Regions from separate parts of the Homo sapiens genome. Here region 2 is linked to region 1. Evidence: read pairs that join two places in POLR2A ChIA-PET (ENCODE). Cell type or tissue: K562. All regions are shown on one strand. Links, peaks and the distances in the headings refer to the core of each region. The heading gives the core; the rest is flanking DNA. Region 1 overlaps OPTC (opticin). Region 2 has its middle 40 kb from the start of ATP2B4.

Region 1 (2,802 bases), core at 155-2,654:
CCAGGCTGGAGTGCAGTGGTGCAATCTCAGCTTACTGCAACCTCCACCTCCCAGGTTCAAGCAATTCTCCTGCCTCAGCCTCCTGAGTAGCTGGGACTATAGCGCACAGCACCACACCCGGCTATTTTTTGTATTTTTAGTAGAGACGGGGTTTCACCATGTTGGTCAGACTGGTCTCGAACTCCTGACCTTGTGATCTGTCTGCTCGGCCTCCCAAAGTGCTGGGATTACAGACGTGAGCCACTGTGCCGAGCCTCCTTCAGGGATTTCTTAGATCTCCAAGAGAGGTGCTGCGGCTCTCACAGGTGTTGGGCTCCAGGAGCCTGTCCTGGGAGGCAGGGGGCCTCTCTGTGGGAGGAAGCACCTCTCCTAAGACTGCCCAGTGATCCTTGGGGGACACTGATTATGGACAACGTGTAATTCAAAGGTCGTTACCTTTGGTTTCAGGATGGGTCAGAAAGGGCCTGAAAAGCTTGGATTATTCTCTCTTCTGCATGGACTAGAGAAGGGTCAGGAAGGCCTGCAGCTAAGCAAGCTTTAAAGCCATGGTATAGTTGATTTGGGCTCAGAAAGCTCAACTTGTGAGACTAGACTGATTGTGTGTCTGTATTTTCTGTACTTCCTTCCTTTTCTCCTTTTACCATTTGATACCTCTTTGTCAATGGTAGTCTGTGCTACTGGGAACAGTAGGAGAGGGTTGGGTCTTTGTTCTTAGACTAGAAATGTAATAAGATAGGGATAGGCACCACACCCCTTGGGCTTGGATATGCTTTGAGCAACAGATTTGGAGTGAGGGAACTCCAAGGGGCCAGGACAGAGTGAGGTGCTGGTGTGATCAGGATATAGGGTAGTCAAACTCAGGTCTTCAGATTCTCATTCCAGTGCTCACTCCCTTGCATCACAGTTCCTCTACAGATGCCATAACAAGAAACACTTCCACTCCCTCCTGTGTCTGAACTGTGTGTTAGACACAAAAGAAAATAATTCTGGAGTCGGTACAGTGGCACACATCTGTAATCCCAGGAACTCAGGAGGCTAAGGCAGGTGAACATTTGAGCCCAAGAGTTCAAAACCAGCCTAGGTAACCTAGTGAGACCCAGTCTTTTAAAAAAAGAGAGAGAGAGAGAAAAGAATTCCTGAAGGCAGGGCTGGGACTGGTAGTGCCAGGAGGAAACAAAAAGCTATTTGCTGTGGTGCCTGAGCACAGAAGGAGAATAGAGAAAAAGGAGGCAGAAGGAGTGCAGAGGGGAGGAAGGGGAGAGCAGGGCGTTCTGTGTGGGCTCATTTGAAAGGAAGTACACAAGCCCATCCAGGCCATGGGTTTGGCCATATCTGGAAGGGCTGGACAGGCCAGGTTGAAGACAAGAAGGCCTCAGTGTGGGGAATTTTATTACAATGAGGCAGGAAGGAGGTGGTCCTTGGGCTTCTTTGTCACCCGCAGGGAGAAGGGAGACGTGAGAGCTGTGGGGAAAGAAGCAGGCCTCCTCCCCCTGCATGGAGACCTTTGTCCATGCTGCCGGCGGCCACAGGAGGGAGGCGTGTGAGATGGCGGCTGCTGGAGAATGTGATGCCCGCTGGTCCAAGAGATGACCTTGAGAGAGAGGAGAGACAAAATTGAGCTGGTGTCTAGTGTGGGGGAGAGGGGAGGGGCAGGTGAGGTGGGAGGAGAAAGCTGAGAGGCAGCTAGACAGGGAGGGGGTGGGGAGAGCCGGGGCCACCTCCCCGTCTGGTCTGTCTGCCTCTGTCCTGGCCAGAAGGAAGGAGGACACAGACACAGGCATGTAGGGGTGCGGCAGAGATGGGGGGCCGTGTGTCTTTGAGCCCCAAGGTTCTCCTGAGCTGAGACCTTCATTACCTCATGTGCTTCCTAAGGATACAGGCCTTGAACCTGCTGGGGGCAGGCCCTGGACTCAAGCTCCATAGGCAGCCCCCCTTTTTCTAGCCTGGGTGATGCCCTCCCGAGTCCTTGCTTTTCAAAGCATTTTGGGGGGACGTGGTAGGGGCACCCATCCTCTGCTCCAGGAGCTGGAGATGGGATTTCCCATTTCTCTGACAAGAATTCCCAAGAAGTGATGGCTGTCACTGCAGCTCCACCCCCATGCCCATCTTTCTTTTTCTGTTATAGATTGTTTATGTTAAGTCATCTTTCTCTGGGACAAAGTACTTAGCCTCTCATTTTCATCAGTAAAAGCAGGGATAATAATTCCTTCCTCACAGAGTTGTTAGGACTGCCAAATTAGGTCCCATATGTAAAAGAGCTTGCTGAAGTGCAAACTGACAGCAGAAATGTAAGAGATTACTATTCCCAGGGAAGAGACAAAAGAGAAAAGGAAGCAGGAAGGGAGTCCAGGCAAGGTCAGGGTGGGGAAATGGCCTTGGCTCCTAAAACAGACTTAGCTCCAGCCTCTCCAGCAGCCCCTCCCACCCTCCCTTCTCCACGAGCCTCCTCTGGCCCTAGGCCTTGCTGGGTAACCTTTGGAAAAACAGGACCCTGGAGCTGAGAATGGGGCAGGCAGAGGGGGAGGTCATTGCAAACTCATCCTTTCTCTCACGGAGAGGAGGGGCCCTGGCCTCTTCCCCTTGACCTCCTCCCGCTGATACTCATAGGACAGGTTAGGGCAAGACCCTCCTGAAGGCCACAGGGTGCCCCAGAGGAGGGAGGCACTCCCCTTCACACAGAGCTGGCAGAATAGTCACCAGGGTGCCGCCCAGAGCAAGTGCCCTTGCCAAGGTCAAATATGAGTTGCTGCTGGGCCACAAAGGACCTGGATGAGTGAGGTTAGGAAAGTCTGGTGTTGGAGG
Region 2 (2,802 bases), core at 134-2,633, 78 kb before region 1:
CCATTTCTGGGTCTTCGTGCTATTATTGTTTCGTTTTGTGAATGTATCCTTCTCTGTACCTGTTCACCCTTTCAGACTGGAACTTTCCTGAGAGAAGGCGTGGTGTCTCCCAAACATGAAGCCTGCTGAGGACCATGTATCCTGTCCTCTCTTCAGGTGTTGTACATGCTTTTGGCTGATTAGGAAACTTGTTTTCTGCCAGAAGTCCCTGGGCCACCAGGAAGGTTAGGAGTGAGCATAGAGCAAAATCATCAGAAGGCTTCTTCCTCCAGAAACTCCAAAGAAACTGGCCAGACATGGTGGCTCATGCCTATAATCTCAGCACTTTAGGAGGCCAAGATGGGCAGATCACTTGAGGCCAGGAGTTCAAGACCAGCCATGGCCAACATGGTAAAACGCTATCTCAACTAAAAATAAAAAAAATTAACCAGGCATTGTGGTGTGCTCCTGTAATCCCAGCTACTCGGGAGGCTGAGGCAGGAGAATTGCTTGAACTCAGGAGATGGAGGTTGCAGTGAGCCGAGATCGCACTGCTGCACTTCAGCCTGGGCAACAAGAGCAAAACTCCATCTCAAAAAAAAAAAAAAAAAGGCCGGGTGCGGTGGCTCACACCTGTAATCCCAACACTTTGGGAGGCCAAGCCGGGCAGATCACCTGAGGGTCTGGTGATCGAGACCAGTCTGACCAACATGGAGAAACCCCATCTCTACTAAAAATACAAAATTAGCCAGGTGTGGTGACGCATGCCTGTAATCCCAGCTACTCAAGAGGCTGAGGCAGGAGAATCGCTTGAACCCTGGAGGCAGAGGTTGTGGTGAACTGAGATCGTGCCATTGCACTCTAGCCTGGCCAAGAAGAACTAAATTCTGTCTCAAGAAAAAAAAAAAAAAAAAAGAAACTCCAAAGAAACCTCTAAAACACTTGATGAGCAAAATCTATATGTCCTCCTAAGGTGTCTGTGTCTGGGAAACCAGAGGACAAAAATCACTATTTTTCTTTATCGGAGTAAGGAGTCTCTGAGAAGTCAATCGTCTTAGCAAGACACACAAATCTGGGAGTAGCAAAGTGAGGATTCAAATGCGCAGCCTTTTTTCTCCAGTCCTCAGCTTGGCCCCCACTCCTATTTGGTGGGCTCTTAGCAAGCCGGAAAAATAGCTCAATGCATCAATAAGAGATACCGAAACAGCTCCGCAAACCCTCACTGGCATCTTTATGAAGTCAGTTTGCTCGCTCCCGCTAATGAATAATTCAGGTTAGCTGTATAGTGAGACAGATCAGACAAGGGGCTCTACATGTGCAGAAGACAGCCGCCGCTCTAACCAAAAGCAGGTTTCCAAATGCTCTCACAGGAGATGTGGAAATTGCATGAAAGGAGAAGTGGGGAGCAATGCTGCGTGGCAGGCGGGGATGCTAGGGAAAGGTCTGCAGGGGTGAGGACAGGCTACAGTGGGGCCTAAGGATGGACAGATCATCTCCTGTTGATACTGAGTCAGATAATGAAGCAAAGCCGCCAGCGAGAGCAGCCACTCATAGGGTCTGATGCATCCCAGGCGGGGAGGCCTGGCGTGGAAAGAGGGATAGGGACCCTCCAAAGCAGAAACGAAAGACCTTGGCTGAGCAGGACCAGAAGGGCGGGTAGGGGAGGGGATGGAAGGGTATTCGATCACACAGCCTTCAGCTCCTAAGAGTGACAGCCCTAAGGTTTCCTAGGAGTCGGGGACCAGAAACGGGAGAAGTAAGTGGGTGCTGAAGAGGATGGAAGAGTGGAAGGGAAGGGACAGAGACAGGCAGGAGACTCCTAAAAGTCTGGAATGTGCAGCAGGGAGGGTGGGGGAGGCTCTGCACCCAGGTCTTCCAGTCATTGAGTCCCCTGAGTGAGCCCGTCCCTGGCAGGGGGTTCCACTCCTCACTTCTTACTGTGTGTTCACCTTCACTCCTGACCCAAATGGGGGCCGGGATGGTGGGTGGCTCCTAAGAATGGAAGAAGATGCATTTCCTGATGACTTCAAAATGTTATCTCCTCTCTCCCACCCTTTCAAGGAAGCAAGCCTCCTTCTGCATCTCCTGGACACCCTCTTTCCCATTCTCCCCCGACTTCAACAACCATTGCCTTTGCTTTGTCTTACTTTCCCTGGGATTGGGGGAAACTGTTGCCTGCACAGAAAATAACTTGGTAAGTGCTCAGACTTCTCCTGGGAGGCTGGCATGTTTTGTGAGCTGGAGCTTATTGTTATATCACATTAGAATTTAAGCTTGCTGTTGTTGGTTATCTTTAACATCAATGGCAATACAAAAAAGCTCCACTCAAATCAATGCCTGTAACTGTAGGTGCTAAGAATCCATGGGGGAGAGATCCATTAGCAGTAAAGTAAGGGCAGATAAGGAGTAGGGAGGAAGACAGCCAGAGCCACGGCCTGAGATCAGATGCCAGGACTCAGGGCAGGCACAGGGAGAGGTCCTCAGCGTCCGGTCTAACACCTGCCAGGTGGGGCCCTCGGAACCACAACCAGAGGAAAGTGAGAATTAGGGAGGCTAGGCGTGGCCACCTTATTCATCCCTAGCTCAGCCACGTTCCTGGCAGAAGAGACACTCCTGTTTCTGAAGGACATCCAATGAAGTGGGATGATCTGAATTAAAAGCCAAATTGGAGCTGGGGATGGTGGCTCACGCCTGTAATCCCAGCACTTTGGGAGGCAGAGGCAGGCAGATCACTTGAGGTCAGGAGTTTTGAGACCAGCCTGGCCAACATGGTGAAACCTGTCTCTACTGAAAATACAAAAATTAGCTGGGTGTGGTGGTGCA

What was found. Peaks named below come from ENCODE experiments on the same cell type or tissue, not always from the same donor. Only the 100,000 strongest peaks of a DNase experiment are listed, where the experiment ranks them.
Region 2: POLR2A ChIA-PET joins it to region 1 with 5 read pairs; 6 of 35 experiments call an interaction of 5 or more read pairs at or near these places.

Annotation. Positions count from the first base shown.
Region 1 is chr1:203,507,435-203,510,236 of GRCh38, reverse strand. It overlaps OPTC (opticin), which reads right to left. Exons shown (of 8, transcript NM_014359.4): 8 at 1,288-1,591. It overlaps LOC105371688 (a long non-coding RNA gene), which reads left to right. Exons shown (of 5, transcript XR_007066807.1): 4 at 1-2,802. Among named protein-coding and RNA genes, the nearest start is that of OPTC, 15 kb to the right of the region's middle. In K562, for the core only: no CTCF peak of the experiment used is centred there; a DNase peak (open chromatin) is centred at 1,652; H3K27me3 peaks cover 1,421 bases.
Region 2 is chr1:203,585,289-203,588,090 of GRCh38, reverse strand. No RefSeq gene overlaps it. Among named protein-coding and RNA genes, the nearest start is that of ATP2B4, 40 kb to the left of the region's middle. In K562, for the core only: no CTCF peak of the experiment used is centred there; no DNase peak of the experiment used is centred there; H3K27me3 peaks cover 2,017 bases.